Regions from separate parts of the Homo sapiens genome. Here all the other regions are linked to region 1. The links are chromatin loops, found by intact Hi-C in ENCODE. Cell type or tissue: mammary epithelial cell. All regions are shown on one strand. Each heading gives the region's core, and the rest is flanking DNA. Links, peaks and the distances in the headings are about the cores only.

Region 1 (7,968 bases), core at 1,895-5,894:
TATTAGCTTCCTTTTACTTTCCAATTTGCTTTGCTTTGCTTTTATTAGGAAGATGTCAGTTCCTCTATGTGTATTATTTAAGGTGTTACAAAATGTTAATAGGCAGCTATATCCTGAGAAGCTAGTGAGTCAGAGTGGGGCAGTCAGAACTACAGTCTGTACTGTAAGTTCAACAGAAAAGGAGTGTTCATCATTCACTCAACTCAAGGCCTGTTACTCTGTGACAAACTAACGGAGAGCTGGAGCCAGTTTTCTGGTGGGAATAGGGACATGATGAGTTGGTGTAAGAGAGCCAAAGCCTTAATAATGGGAGACAGGAGATCCGTTTTTGTGATCAAGAAAGCACATGTGAAAATGCTCATAGGAACAAGATGGTATCTCACAATTCAGGCCAAGCTGAAGGCATGTATAAGATGGGATGACTCTGCAAGTATACAAAACAGTGACCTTAAACCCCATAAATGGCTCCCTAAAACACCTATGGTTATATTTTGTATTATTATTGACCATCAGAAGCTGGTTTTAGAGCAAAGCATAACTTATAACTAAGAATATTAGGTAATTGATATTCCTTGATCTTTCTAGTTACAAAGTTGTTTCAGCTATTTCATATAGTTACCGTCATTATGCATTTTCCTTGTGTTTTTTTTTTCCCCTTTATGCTAACTTGGATATTGCTGCACCCAGATCTTGGAAAGGTTAAGTTGAGATAGTTTTAATTTGGTGATTCAACAAATGGAGGACAATGGTCTAGTTGTCTCTATAGGGAAAGAGAGATAAAATACAGTTATGTATCACACAAAGTTTTGGTCACAGACCACATATATGATGGCAGTCCCACAAAATTATATCATATTTTACTGTACCCTATGTTTAGATGTATTTAGATATACAAAAACTTACCACTGTGTTATAATTGACTTCAATATTCAGTACAGTAACATGCTGTTACATGTTTATAGCATAGGAGCAATATACTCTATACCATATAGCCTAGGTTTGTAGTAGGCTATACCATCTAGCCTTGTGTAGGGTGTCCAAAAGTAGCCTTGACAAAATAGCCTAATGACATATTTCTAAGATGTATTTCTTTTGTTAAGTGATGCATGACTTTATACATTGGCCTTGCCCTCAAATAGCTTGAGATCTAATTGGGAACTAAGAGGGTAAATATATAGAAAACTAATTTTCATATAAAGCATAATCTGACAAAGCCCAAAATAAAGATGTAAGCAACATATTGTGAGAGCATAGACAAGGCAATCGTTTTTAGTGGTGGGAACTGTTGCTAAAGAGACAACAGAATGAAGAATTTTGGTAGAGAGTTATAAAGTGGCTCATAAACTGGAGGAAGAGTATGACAAAAAGAATGATATGAAAGTGTGAAAAGTTGTTTAAGTAATCATGACTAGTCTCCTGGGTGACTGGAAAATAGAGACAGTAGTGGAAGAGAGGAGAACATGCTCATGGACAGTGTTGAATGGTAAGATAGGAGGTTTTATTTATTTTGATTGACCAACTGACATCATAAAGATTTCAGAGCATGAAGGCTTATCTTTGTGTCCTTATAGCCTATAGCACAACATTAGTATATGGCAGGCACATTGCTGTATGTGAATGGTGAGTAAATGATTAGAACAGGGAGCGGTATGTGGGATGAATTGGAGCACTGAGAAAAGTGTGATCAGGTCTTGGAGTCAGTCCTGGTAAAAGGTGTTGGATGCCTGATCTTGGTGTGGAAATGAGAGGTTACATATAAGATTCTGAATATCACCCTCTTGTGGACAATACTGATTAATGGTCTTGGAATTCAATGGAGGGAAGTCACTTGGATGGAGATAAATTCTGAAAAGAGAATTGCCTTGGAGCTTATGGACTTACCATCCTCAGCAAGGATCAAGTTACATCACATGCTGTGATGAACAGGGCAGCAGGCGAGGATTTTGTCATGTACACTCTTGACTTCGCCTTTGGGTATCTGTGCCAAGAATGCCCGGGGTTTGATTTTTGGGTGCGGTGCTGTCCACTCACTCTAATGCCCAGGGAGGCATGTTGACAAGGATGGGTGGCTGATGGGGGATTGCTGAGCTATTTCTTGGCAAATCTCCGTGGGGAGGCGTTCCCCAAATACCACAATCCTGTTATTTTTGAGTAATGGACTGAACCCAGGTGCCTGATTGGACAGGGCCACTCCCCATTTCTTCCAGATAAATATTTGGTTGCCAGGAGGTTATATTTAAATGAGAAATACCTCCTTAGGAAGTTGTTGCCTAAGAATTCCTGCAGAGGGCAGGATCCCATCCCTGCTGGGGAATGCCTGAGAAGGGCGCCAAAATTTATCCTGTACTCACTATGATACATTTAGTGTGATGGCACCCACTTTGAGGTTCTATAATAGTTTGTATCTCTGAATGACAAGAAAGCTCATCAATGCTAGAGATGTTGCATTTCTTCTAGGGAAGGGCTCCTAGTCTTTAGCGTCGTAATAGCAAGATCCTGAAACGCAGATGGAATGTATGTCAGAGATTTGGCTTTTATGAAAGGAAGGAATCAGTTCTCCAAAAAAGAGCTGAATCTTTTCTGGAACCTGAAGCACCGAGTACAGAATCTAGGAAGCTAGAGACTTTGGATCTTTCAGGCTTTAGGGTGCTCTTTGTTCTCGCTACTTGTGAACATTGAATGTTGGCTTTTCAAGCCTTGTCAATTTAGCATGTGTATTTTCTCTATGACGAGAACCCTCTTATTTCATACATTTTCCTCCAGAAAATGGGATATTAAGACTCAACAATTAAATTTCTAACTCTTTGGGCATCATCTGTCTTTAGAAATACAAGAGTTAACATCCTGAGGTTTTTTTTTTTCTTTTTTTCTTTTTAAAAAAGAACAAAACAAGAGCTAAAGCACACAGAAAAAAAAGGCACAAGGCAAAACATAAGCAGAAAAGACTATCACTAACTTTCTTGGTGAAAGTTCAATGTTTTGGGTACTCCAGTAAAAATCCATCCTAAACATACATTTTCCATAACAATGTGTGGTCTCAAGGTCGTAAACTGTGACTCTCTGTCTCCATGATTTTCTAAATCTTCTTTTAATCACCAGCCATATATTATTTTGTTTTCGTTTTTCACTTTTTGAATCCTTTTGCATTAGGAGTTGTAATAATATTTGCTGATGTGGATCACTTCATAGAGGGGAGACCTTACTTAGGTGCGCCAGTTTAAATACAAGTGAGAAGAGGCATGTTCAAGAAATTGTATTGAGTCCCGGAGCTGTGCAGGGTGTATTTCCTGAGAACTCATCTGGAGGAATGGCATGTGTGCTGGGGATACTTGGCAGAGGATTTGTTTCTTCTGATTCATTGCAGAAAAAAAAACCCTGTTAATTATGATGTGTTTAGAGCCTTCCAAGATGCTATAAATATAATTCAAGAAATAAAAGTAGGTGAGAAGAAATACAAGCTTTTGGAGCTACAAGGGATTTTTCAGCGTTTGCTTTAATCTCCCTCATTTTACAGTGGTCTTAGGGGACTGTGGTCAAGAATTCCATGGCAAAGCTGAGAGTAAGACTTAAAGATGGGTAAACAGCTAAGGAGTTTTTTCATTGACCTAAATTTACAAATTCTAGCATTTTTTGGTTTTGTTCTTTTTATGTCACCAGGAAAAAGGAACATGCTCTGTGGAAACATGGAGGAAATGGAGCATTGGTTGAGTAGATATAGAGTTTTGACTTTTCATAAACAGGCTCCCTGACGTTGGCTATCTTTTCTCTTCTCTGGATCTTCTTCTTCTTCTTCTTCTTCTTCTTCTTCTTCTTCTTCTTTTTTGTCTGTAGAGTAACGAGAGCACAAACTAGCTATGTTGTTCAAAGTCCGATCTTCAGAAATAAAATTTGATAATTTAAAATTGCTTTCTGGCTACTTTTAAGAAAAATAATAATAACATGCTGAAGAGAGAAAAAAAAAAAAGGTCCAGGTGGTTTTACAGAAATTATACCATATTGGAGGGAACATGCCTGGATATCCGTGTCAGGAATTTTGAATTAGATCTCATCCCGGCATTGAACTCCTCATGCCTTTGTAAATTGTTGTGGATGAGGAAAAGGCTTTCAAATTGCTTCTGAGATTTCAAATACATTCTACTTGTCTGAAATCCATGCAGTTCCCTTGGGCAGTTGCTGGGTGGCAGCAGAAGTGCTCCAGTGGTAGACTGTGGAACCTCAGAATGGCAGTGCTGGAGGCTGCAGTGTTCCCAGGCTCAGTCAGCACTGAATGTGGAGCCCAGGTCCCCACGCCAGTGAGGCATGCAGCTGGAATGGCTGGTAGGGCTAGGGTTGGCAGGCAGGGAGATCCTTTCTTTCCCACTGTTTGTCACTGGCCATGTGAAAAAAGTGGTTAATACAGTAGCCACTACAATGCATTAAATAGCCACTGTGGATGAGACACTGTATTCGGCTCTTTAAATATGTCATTGTGACTTCAAATATCATCACTATCGGGTGCCATTATGTCCATTTGCAGCTGAGGAAACTGAAGCAGAGAAAGATTAACAAACATCCTGAAGGCCACAAAGCTAGCCAGTGCTTTACCTGAGATGAAACACAGATCCGTATGACATTGAAACATGTTTTTTCCTACCATGAGACTACTCAAAATAATGATAATAATAATAATAAAGCCAGCAGCAAAAATCTAAATCTCATTTCTATTTTTATGCTCATGATACGTTAGCATCCTGGAATCTGCAAGGGCTTTGCTTGCTCATTATTTGATTGGGTACACACACAAACACACACACACTTTCATAGTGAAGGCAGGAGAGTGGTTGACTTTTGATTTTAAAAAGGAAGAAACTGAGGCCCACTAGAATGTGAAGTCACTTTACTAAAGTCCTTGGGAAATGACGGTAGAGCTGGGTTTCTTTATTCCTAGGTGAGGTAGGGCGTTTTCTACTGTAACACAGTGCCTTGAAGGGATGGGTTGCTTTAGACGAATACATGGGCAATCTTATAAAATCAGTTGGCTCAAAGGTAGAGAAACAGCCCACCTGAGTGCAGAGTTGAGATGGCCTCTATTCACATGATGGCCTTTGTCTGTCAGCACTAGTTGACTCCTGCCTGTGTTTATGATGATGCCTGTCTCATCTGCAGCTGTTTGCAGAGTCTTGCATATAGTATATGTCTAACTTAAGCTTGCCCACATGCACATAAAGGAACTGTGAATATGTTGTTTCTTTACTGAAGGCCCTCAGTGGGTGCCAACATTCAGACAAATCTTGATAAATGTGCCATAGCAGAAAATAGAAAAGAAAGTAATCTAGATATTTTGGGTATTGTGCATGCGTAAGTTTTACATTGTTTATTTTTGGATAGAATTTACACAAGAACTTCTTCTCAAGTCTTGAATATTTGCATCAGAGGAACTTCTAGAACTAGAAAAGACCTTAGAGAGTTTCTAAGACCCAAAGAGGGAAAGTGACTTATGTAAAGTTAAACACATTTACAGAGACATGGACGACTGAGGTATCCTGATCTTTTGGGGAAAAGCATGTGCTTGGGAACCAAACAAGTGTGGATTTGAATCCCGATTCTCATTTACTTGTGTACTTGTGGTATGATGACATGTTAACTTCTCCGTAGCTCTAAGTCCGATCTCATCTGTAAAAATAGAGATAAAAAGCAACTACTTTGCTTGGTATCTGGTCAGTCTAAAAGAGTGGGTATATCGAAAAGCCTAATGTGGTGTTTGTGCACTCTGCCTTTCCTATACGCGCTGATGCCCCAATCCATTTGTTTTGGATTCTAATGAAATCATGTGTTTTATAGTTTACAGCACAGATGTCCCACATGATATAGGAGTACAACTTAGTTCTTGATGGGAAAAACACAGTGCAATCAATCCCTTTATAATTTATTCATGTCATCGTTTAACCATGTTATAGCATGCTTTTCCCATATGTAATGCAAGCATCTATTATTATATTTGGGATCTGCTTTGACTTGTATTCCTGAACCTGTATAATTAAGTGTTATATTATAGTGGGCTTCACAGCATTGGGTAATGAAAAGAATTCTGGCCTTGTAATCAGCAGAATTTTGTGCCAACTCTGCCAGGACTGGCTGTGTGATTCTAGATGAGTTTCCTTTTGAGGCCTCAGTATGATAGTTCAGGTGAGCTATAAGTTTCTGATGAGCTTTCAGATTTAATTTGTGTGTATTTTTTTTTCCTACTAATATACATCGAGACTGTTGCTTATTGTGTCTGTAAAGTGCTTCTCAGGAAATCTGGGCAAGTCTCGTTCTTCAAATCAGCTCAGTAGTAGAAGATTAAGCTGACTTCCCAACCACAGACTTCTTCTGCCAAGTCTCTTCTCTTCTCTTCTTTCTTTCTTTATCTTTCTCTCTCTCTCTTTCCTTCCTTCGTTTCTTTCTTCCTTCCTTTCTTTCCTTTCTTTCTTTCTCTTTCTTTCTTTCTTTCTCCTTCCTTCCTTCCTTCCTTCCTTCCTTCCTTCCTTCGTTCCTTCCTTCCTTCCTTCCTTCCCTCTCTTTCTTTTCTACAAAGGCTCAATACTAAATAGGATCAGTAGGTCCACTAGGCAGCTCAGACAAGGATAGACATTTATAAAGTACTCCAAGCTACAGAAAGGTGGTGCTAGAGACTCTTCTATTTCTGATGGGGTCTGGGGTCTGTAATGGAATAGCCATAGATTACTAAAGAGTAGACCATCCAAAGCAGGCATTTTCTCTCCAGTGATCCTGACAAGTGGTTATCCAGCCTCTGAAGGCTTCTGGTGAAAGAGAATCCACTGCTTCCTGCTCGGCCTCTCTGACTCTGGTAGAATCTAGTTAGAATGTGTTGAGGGAAAATCAGCTCCTCTAATCAGCTCCTCTTGAAGCTGTCACTTGTTGGTCCTAGTATTTTATTCTGTAGCTATACAGAATCAAGAATCTATTTATTAATTCAACTACTATTTACTTCCTATTACTTGTCAAACACTCCAGAGCTAACATTTTTCTTTTTAAGGGCTTACTGTATGGCTGGAGAGGTAGAAAAGTAAAATCTCAATTCCAGTATGATGTGGCAAGTGCTGCTGGAGTTAAACATGGAAAACTGTGGCCATGCAGAGAAATGCACCTCACTCAGATGAGGAGGCAGGGAAAATACTGCAGAGAGTTTGAAAATCAAAAGTTTTTATGTCCTTCATTCCCATCCTCACTAGGCTAACTGTGCTTAGAGTATGCGACAGGCAGTGTGACAGGAAGTTGTAGACTCAGGAAACTTGAGTTCTAATCCCAGTTTTGCTGATATTGTCCCTACGTAACATTGGACAAGTTTAATTTATTAGCCATAGTAGAGAATGCAAATAGCATCCTGTCATGTTATTTAGTCTTTGGAATTTCCAAAAAAGCAGTGAATGCACTCATTTGATAGCTCTGGCCCAGTATTTCCTCCTTTATTTCTCCTCATCCCTGGTTGGCCTGGAGTTGAAAATCAGTGCTTTATTCTCCCTGTGTCTGGGCTTTCTCATGTCTCACTCTACCCCTCTTCCAAGCCATAGGCCTATATTGGTCTGTCCCTTAGCTTGTGCCTGAAATGTTCTCAACAATCATTAAATGAAAAGCATGCTTACAGAAACCCACAGAAATTGTGAATGTACACAGGCACATTGGAAGTTGCCCCCAGGTATGTTGCCATTGACCAGGACAACAAAGATGACTAAGGGAGTGTCTGCCCACTCCTATGTGGAAATAATGTTGTATTTGTCTGGAAGCCAGTGAAAAAATTATGTTGAATGGCCTCATGACAGGCTATTTTGTACCCCAACTGTCTTAATACCTCAAATTCTTTATCTTTTAACTTCTCGGAACCCAGATTTTTTTTTTTTTCACTGATCCATGGAGTGATTTTTAGAAAAAGGCTAATGACCCTGACCTCAGAGTCTGATGAGCCTGTGAGAAATGGGATAGGCATTA
Region 2 (4,000 bases), core at 1-4,000, 520 kb after region 1:
AAAGTGGACTAGAGTACTCAAATTGAGCTCCTTAAAAATCAAAACAAAATGCATAGTATTCCGGTGCAGACCGCAAGAGGAAGAGTAGAGCAGAGGGCTGCGAAGCAGGGCCTGTGCTATCGTATTGACCACGCTATTGTCTAGACTCCTGAACTGTGTAAATACAACAGGGGAAATATCGAGTTATCTAAAGAAGGAAAAGGAAGTGCCTATTTTTCTTTAAAACATTCAAGCAGGCTTGCTTGTCCTCAGTAGAGAAACTTGAGTTTCTTGTTTTGCAGTTATATTGAAAGTTAGCTTAAAATGTTACCAATTTGTTTTTAAATAGGATTAGCTTTTAAGATCTTCTTGATTCTATTGGATCCAATTTTGTCCAGTTTTAATCATTCAGAAAATGATCTGTCCATCATGTCATACCTGAGTTTGTTTGTCTTTATTCATGAACTATTTCACACACAGTATTTATAAGCCGCCTAGGATCTTGTAAGTCAAATGGGAGAAGCAAAAGTCTGTTCATTGATATCTCTAAGTGAAGCACAAGGTTGATGTAAAGTGGCAAGAAATGATTAATTTTAGGTTAAATATAATGTCGTGAAAGAAAGCAATTGCATTAATGTTGTGATTAGAGGATATTTGTAGAAATTATTTCCTTTTATGGAGGCAAAAGAGTCATATTGTATGTGAGAATATGGCATGCTTATGAAAGAAAATAGTTTTATACACAGGTTTTAGTTTTTCACAACTCTAGGTAAATATGTAATCAAGAGCTACAAAAGGCATCCCTTGTCTGTTTTCTATTGGAATGCTGCTAAGGTCGACAAAAAATATCTGTAAAAAACATGGCTGCACTTCCCTACCTTTCTATGTCTTTTTGCATGTTGCCTGCATGACTTTCATATCCTTCCACCAGTGCATGTATTAGGTTATAATTTCATGGCTTGACTTCCATTCTATTACGTACGAACAACTTTCTTTCTGTACAGGATTATGCTTTCATATCTAGTCCTCTGTTAAAATTCAGTGCTACATCTGAGTATATGAAATGCCTGGCACCACATGGCTCTGAGAACCATGAATTTAATATAAAAGTTATAATGTATAGGGATTTATGTTTATTAGTAACTGTCAATACAGAAAAAGCAATCTACTATTATTACACAAGAATTGTTAAACATTGGGTAGATTAAAAATGAAAAAGGCATAAAACTCCCTGTAAGAGTGAAAATTATTTAAAAACTATAATCCATTCTTTGACTTCAAATAAATTTATAGTTTAATTTGCTAGCAATTTCTTTGAGTTGATAACTCAAAAACTATATAAGAACACTGTTCCTTCTCTATTCCTTTTCCCACAACTTTTGAATTCTTCCCCAACCCTTAGCAGATTTGGATTTGGGGGAGCTGCTAATTAACAGGAAATGGTCCGGAAGGGAGGAGAACACAAGCAGGATATAACAGGCAAGGCTGAAGGCTCTACCCTTGGGTACAGCGGAGAGGCCGCAAGCAAGCTCCACTCCCCAGTGCCAGACTAGGAAAGACAGAGCCTCTGGGAATGGTCTCAGACTTGGAGATAGAGAGGGTCAAAATAAAGGAACTTCTTCACAGATCAAGTTTTAACTTCAACTTTCTGGCAAAACAAAACAAAACAAAACTGGGCTGTGTGTGTGGTGTAAGTGTGTATGTGTGTGAGTGGGGAGGATCTCAAACTCCTTCTTAGAAAGAGATATTTACTAAAATTCCTCATCCGGGGTTTTAGATGATGAAGGAAAGACACTTTGGTAAATGGGTTACAGTATTTTCGAACTAAATGGGAAATCAAGGTTCATATATGGAAACACCTCATTTTACAAATCAGGGTTAATGATTTTTCTTTCTGTAGTTGAGAGAGCTATATGTATACGATCGTGTTCCCTTTACTCAGCCACTTTCTTTTTAATACCAAGGAGAGATGGGATGATTCATAGTAGATGCTCCAAAACAGTTTCCATGAAGAACAGTTGTACAAAGCCAGTTGAATGCAAGAAAAAAAGTGTGGAGACAGCAGTGTAAACTCCCTGTAGTCCAGGTCATTCTCACTTAATTGACTTCTTTGTCTGCTTGGTCTAGGGAAAAAAATCTGTCCTGTCCTAGTACTATTTCTACTGACTCAACCATTTAAAAGATATGGGTGTGAGTTTTCTATTGATAGTTAATAAATGTATTAAGCTGTCCCATGTTGTACTTCTGAGCTAGTTAGCATCATAGGAAAAAGCACAGTGGGTGAGAAGCAGAAGCTGCATTTTTAATTAGTGTCAGCCAGGTCGTATTCCTCACTCCATGCTGTTGCCATAGATTGCACTACTTGTTTTACAGTTGGTTGTCCTCGAGCCCAGAGGGAACTAGGAGAAAGACATCTTAGATCACAGATCACAGATCATACCTTCCTTCACTACTACTGGAAAAAAAAAGATTTTGAGACAATAAATCACTTATCCTTTACCTCGATAAGGAAAACCGTGTTTGGTTTGGTTTGCTTTTTAGAAGAGCAGTGATTCTCAACAGCATGTCACACGTACAGCAGAAAGCATCAATGGATGTCTACATTTTCTAGAGCAACCAAAAAAATATTGGTTTCTTTTTCATTATACGTACATTTTCTGAATGCAAAGTTGCTAAAACATTCCTCAATGACTATGGACAGAATTTAGATTCTGCGTTCTGCTATAAAGGGAGTATATATCTAATGTCATGAGATTTTAAAAAGGGATTTGGATCAAACAGTTGAGAAATATGTTACCACAAATACACCCTGGTTTTCTTTGATGTGCATATGATTGCTCTGGGTGGAATCTGAGCTGGTAGAATAGAGGGGCACAGGTAAAAATCCTTCCTTCCTAGTATAACTTTTCTCTCCCCTTGAATATTTTTAAATTTCTAATTGTTTTATGTCAACAAATAGAATGAATACAGGTAACAAAAAGATACTTCTGTGAAAAACAACTTGATGATTTCCATAATTTATAAGTTTTACTATTTTGAAGATAAAAAATTGTTAAACCCAAGTGGGCGCTCAATTTTCTTTAGATGTATGTTGAGGAAAATGTCAGTTGACTAATATAGCATTATTGTCCAGTGCCAATTTAGTGGAACCTACAAATGGTATCCAATAGAGTACTACATTTTGGGTCTGGAAGAGCATGGATTCAAGTGTCAAGGTGAAACATTTGATTCAAAAGTTAAGTTTTAAATCTTATTCCTAATCTTAAGGACACAATTTGTGGGCCCAAGAAAATAGTGAAATGTGGCTTATTAATGGGCCACCACTCTAAACATTTTATAATTTTTACTTATACTTTTTGATTAAGTTCTATGTTGACAATATTCATGAAAAGTAGTATTGAGAAAGAGAAACAGGTTAGAAGAAGAACTGACTGACTCTTAAAAAAATGTTTACTGAGCATCAATTATATGTAAAATGGTATATAGGATCTAAAAATAATTAAGAAATAATTCCTACACTAAGAAGTTTATAGTTCTTTGGGGGAATGAGCTAAGTATGCATGCAATTATAATACAGGAGAGATTTTAAGTGTGTGAGCAAGATAATATAAAGCATCAAAGGGAAAGAGAGTCCATGATGTAGGAAGATCAAGAAAGTCTATATGCATATGTAAGATGAAGCTGCACTTGGAAGGACAGATGGAAATTTCCAAGTTCTAGAAATATAAGAAGGAATGAGGATTTTAGGTGAAGAAATAAGCATCAGCAAAGGGAAGGGGGGTGAGGAGTGAATGCTGGTACACTCAGAAGCATCAAATAGTTCAAATGCAATTGAAATTATGAGACGATCAGGAAATAAAGTTGGAAATGCAAGATAGAGTGGCTCAGAGATGACCATAACACTGAGAGGAGAGTACATTTATCATAGTGACAATGAAAAGCCATGGAAGGATTTCGAACAGAAGAATGGTGTAATTGTGTAATTGGAGCTCTACTAGAGAGCACAGGGAGAATAAATGGC
Region 3 (4,000 bases), core at 1-4,000, 380 kb after region 1:
TGTCCCCCGCCCCAAATCTCATCTTGAATTGTAGTTCCCATAATCCCCATCTGTTATGAGATGAACCAGGTGGAGAAGATTGAATCATGGGGGCAGTTTCCCCCATCCTGTTCTCATGATAGTGAGTTCTTATGAGATCTGATGGTTTTATAAGGGGCTTCCCACTTCACTGGACACTCTTTCTTCTCCTTCCTGCCACCATGTGAAGAAGGATGCATTTGCTTCCCATTCTGCCATGATTGTAAGAGTCCAAAGGCCTCCCCAGCCATGCTGAACTGTGAGTCAATTAAAACTATTTCCTTTATAAATTAACCAAATCTCAGGTATGTCTTTATTAGCAATGTGAGAATAGACAAGTACACTAAATTGAAACCAGAAGTGGGGTGCTGCTATTAGGATAGCCAAAAATGTGGAAGCGACTTTGGAGCTGGGTAACAGGCAGAGGCTGGAACAGTTTGGAGGACTCAGACGAAGACAGGAAAATGGGAGAAAGTTTGGAACTTCCTAGAGATCCGGAGGGCTCAGAAGACAGGAAGATGTGGGAAGGTTTGGAACTTTCTGGAGACTTGTTGAATGGCTTTGACCAAAATGCTGATAGTGATATGGACAGTGAAGTCCAGGCTGAGGTGGTCTTAGATAGAGATGAGGAACTTGTTAGGAACTGTAATAGAAGTGACTCTTGCTTTGCTTTAGCAAAGAGACTGGCAGCATTTTGCCCTGCCCTAGAGATCTGTGTGACATTGAACTTGAGAGAGATTATTTAGGGTATCTAGCAGAAGAAATTTCTAACTGGCAAAGTGTCCAAGAGGAAGCAGAACATAAAAGTTTAGAAAATTTGCAGCCTGGTGATGTAATAGAAAAGAAAAACCTGGCAGAGCCAGGTGCAGTGGCTCACACCTGTAATCCCAGCACTTTGGGAGGCCAAGGCAGGTGGATAACTTGAGGTCAGGAGTTCAAGACCAGCCTGGCCAACATGGTGAAATCCAATCTCTTCTAAAAATACGAAAATTAGCTGGGCATGGTGGCAGAAGCTTGTAATCTCAGCTACTTAGGAGGCTGAATCAGGAGAATCGGTTGAACCCAGGAGGCAGAGGTTGCAGTGAGCTGAGATTATTCCACTGCATTTCAGCCTGGGCAACAGAGTGAGATTCCATATCAAAAAAAAAAAAAAAAGTAAAGCAAAGAAAAACCCATTTTGGGGGGAGAAATTCAGGCCCAAGCTGGCTGCAGAAATTTGCATAAGTAACGAGGAGCCGAATGTTAATCACTGAAACAATGGGGAAAATGTCTCCAGGGCACATCAGAGACATTCACAGCAGCCCCTTGCATCATGGGCTGGGAGGCCTAGGAGGGAAAAAATGGTTTCCTGGGCTGAGTCCAGGGCCCCCTGCTCTGTGCAGCCTCGGGACATGGTGCTCTGCGTCCCAGATGCTTCAGCTCCAGCTGTGGCTAAAAGGGGAAAAGGTACAGCTAAGGCTATTGCTTCAGAGGGTGCAAGCTCCAAGCTTTGGCAGCTTCCACATGTTGTTGGTCCTGTTGGTGCTCATAAGACAAGAATTAGGGTTTGGGAACCTCCACCTAGATTTAAGAGGACGTGTGGAAACGCCTGGATGTCCGAGCAGAAGTTTGCTGCAGGAGTAGAGCCTCATGGAGAACCTCTGGCAGAGTGGAAGGGAAATGTGGGGTTGGAGCTCCCACACAACATCTTCACTGGGCCACTGCCTAGTGGAGCTGTGAGAGGAGGACCCAAAATGGTAGATCTACTTACAGCTTGCATAGTGCACCTAGATAAACCACAGACACTCAACCCCAACCATGAAGGCAGCCAGGAGGGGGGCTGTACCCTGCAAAGCCACAAGGTGGAGCTGTCCAAATCCATGGGAGCCCACCTCTTGTATCAGCGTGTCCTGGATGTGAGACATAAAGTCAAGGAGATCATTTTGGAACTTTCAGATTTAAGGACTGCCCTGTTGGATTTCAACCTTGCATGGGGCCTATAGCTCCATTGTTTTGGCCAATTTCTCCCATTTGAAATGGGTGTATTTACCCAATGCCTGTACCCTTATTGTATCTAGGAAGTAACTAGCTTGCTTTTAATTTTACAGGCTCATAGGCAGAAGGGACTTGCCTTGTCTCAGATGAGACTTTGGGCTTGGACTTTTGGGTTAATGCTAGAATGAGTTAAGACTTTGGAGGACTGTTGAAAAGTCATGATTGTGTTTTGAATTGTAAGAACATGAGATTTTGGAGGGGCACAGTGCAGAATGATATGGTTTGGCTGTGTCCCTACTCAAATGTCATCTTGAATTTTAGTTCCCATAATCCCCACGTGTCATGGGAGGGATCAGGTGGAGATAATTGAATCATGGGAGCAGTTTCCCCCATCCTGTTCTCATGATAGTGAGTTTGTTTTCATGAGATCTGATGGTTTTATAAAGGGTTTGCCACTTTGCTGGGCGCTCATTCTTCTCCTTCCTGTCACCATGTGAAGAAAGATATGTTTGCTTCTCCTACTGCCATGACTGTAAGTTTCCTGAGGACTCCCAGCCATGTGGAACTGAGTCAATTAAACCTCTTTCCTTTATAAATTATTCAGTCTCAGGCATGTCTTTATTAACAGTGTGATAATGGACTAATATAATCAGCATGTTCTTTTTCTATAGATATAGAGGACAGAAAATTAGGTCCAGAATGTTGCCAGATAAGTATGGCATCGCAGAAAATAGGAAATAAATGGAGAATTTAATAGCATGATTCATCCATCTACCTATAGCTAATTCCATAAAGATATACCTATTAAAAGGACCATATAGTTACTCATGTTCTTGGTCCAGAACATACATATGCCAGGACAGAGTGGGAGAACCTAGAGTCAGGATATCTCTTTCTCTCTTGTGGTTTCTCGACACTGACCAAAGACCAAAACATCCTTCAACAGCCTGACTAGCACATTTGTACTTTAGATATGTTAATATATTTGATAGGTTTCATTCTATTTTTAACCTGAAATTAATCCATCTGTTTGATGACTTTGTCAATCAGATCCAGTGTTTATATATTTTTCACTCATGAGGACAATCAATCTTATTTCTCAGTTTCTATGTTGTAACCATTATATGTCACAATTATAAACTATGTTATGTAATTTTCCTAGATTTCTACTAAGTAGACTTATCTGCTAATTTCAGCTGGTTGTACCAAAACAAGTGCAGTCTCTTTTCAAATTTTAGTACCTGCTTTTGCTTTTTGTTTTAAATTACTCTACTTAAACTAATTTTCCTCATGTGTCAGTTGAGTCAACCTAAAACTAGACCTTTGTGAATATATGGCACTCAATCTTTCATAAACTGCAATTGTTAACCAAAGATTCAGTCAGTATTTAATTTTCTTAAAGCTTTTCTCACAAACCATATTTAACTTATAATAAAGGTGCTTGTCTAGTTTTCCATAATCTTTATATGTTTAAGGGATTAAATCTAAACAGATTTCTTACTGTTTGTTATCTTAGCACCAAACCAGTGTTAGAGAGAAGCATCTTGAGTGTTTCATGGGGTCCTAAGTGCTTAGGGGAGAAATAATTGAATTTCAATTCATCTTCCACTATGGCTGAAGAGATTTAAAGATTCAAATAATGACTAGAACCTCTCTCTTCATGCATTTATGTTATTCTCAGTAAATACTGTATACCTAGTCTCCCATTTATTTGTGAGACAAGTTTGTACTTATTAGCCTAAGCTGAGAAAACATGTATCTCATTTGCCAGTAAAATGTCTTAAAGACAAAACCAGTTGAAGTATCCCACTAAACATTTGAAACAAACATTTAAGTAAAAGAATGTTAATACCAAGCCTTTTGTAAAAAAAAAAAAGAAAAATTGCAATCATTACAAATAATCAAAATGGCAGGACTCATGGCAGAATGAAAAAAATATATAGATTATTAAACTGAAATGTATGTGAAAAAATCCATTTTCTTCCACAGGCTATAGGACAAGAAAACC

What was found. Peaks named below come from ENCODE experiments on the same cell type or tissue, not always from the same donor. Only the 100,000 strongest peaks of a DNase experiment are listed, where the experiment ranks them.
Region 2: a loop joins it to region 1, with 6 times the contacts of the local background. A loop is called at or near these places in 6 of 110 quality-filtered maps.
Region 3: it touches region 1 in a loop (5-fold over the local background); 7 of 110 quality-filtered maps call a loop at or near these places.

The regions. Positions count from the first base shown.
Region 1 is chr3:189,266,242-189,274,209 of GRCh38, forward strand. The region is part of intron 4 of TPRG1 (tumor protein p63 regulated 1); the gene reads left to right. Among named protein-coding and RNA genes, the nearest start is that of TPRG1-AS2, 30 kb to the left of the region's middle. RefSeq lists an enhancer at 6,694-6,883. In mammary epithelial cell, for the core only: CTCF peaks have their summits at 2,287 (motif pointing right) and 4,176; DNase peaks (open chromatin) are centred at 2,060 and 4,230; H3K27ac peaks cover 2,283 bases.
Region 2 is chr3:189,790,785-189,794,784 of GRCh38, forward strand. All of the region lies in intron 3 of TP63 (tumor protein p63), which reads left to right. Among named protein-coding and RNA genes, the nearest start is that of MIR944, 37 kb to the right of the region's middle. In mammary epithelial cell, for the core only: a CTCF peak has its summit at 80; DNase peaks (open chromatin) are centred at 1,567 and 1,967; H3K4me3 peaks cover 3,206 bases; H3K27ac peaks cover 3,295 bases.
Region 3 is chr3:189,650,389-189,654,388 of GRCh38, forward strand. All of the region lies in intron 1 of TP63 (tumor protein p63), which reads left to right. Among named protein-coding and RNA genes, the nearest start is that of TP63, 21 kb to the left of the region's middle. In mammary epithelial cell, for the core only: no CTCF peak of the experiment used is centred there; no DNase peak of the experiment used is centred there.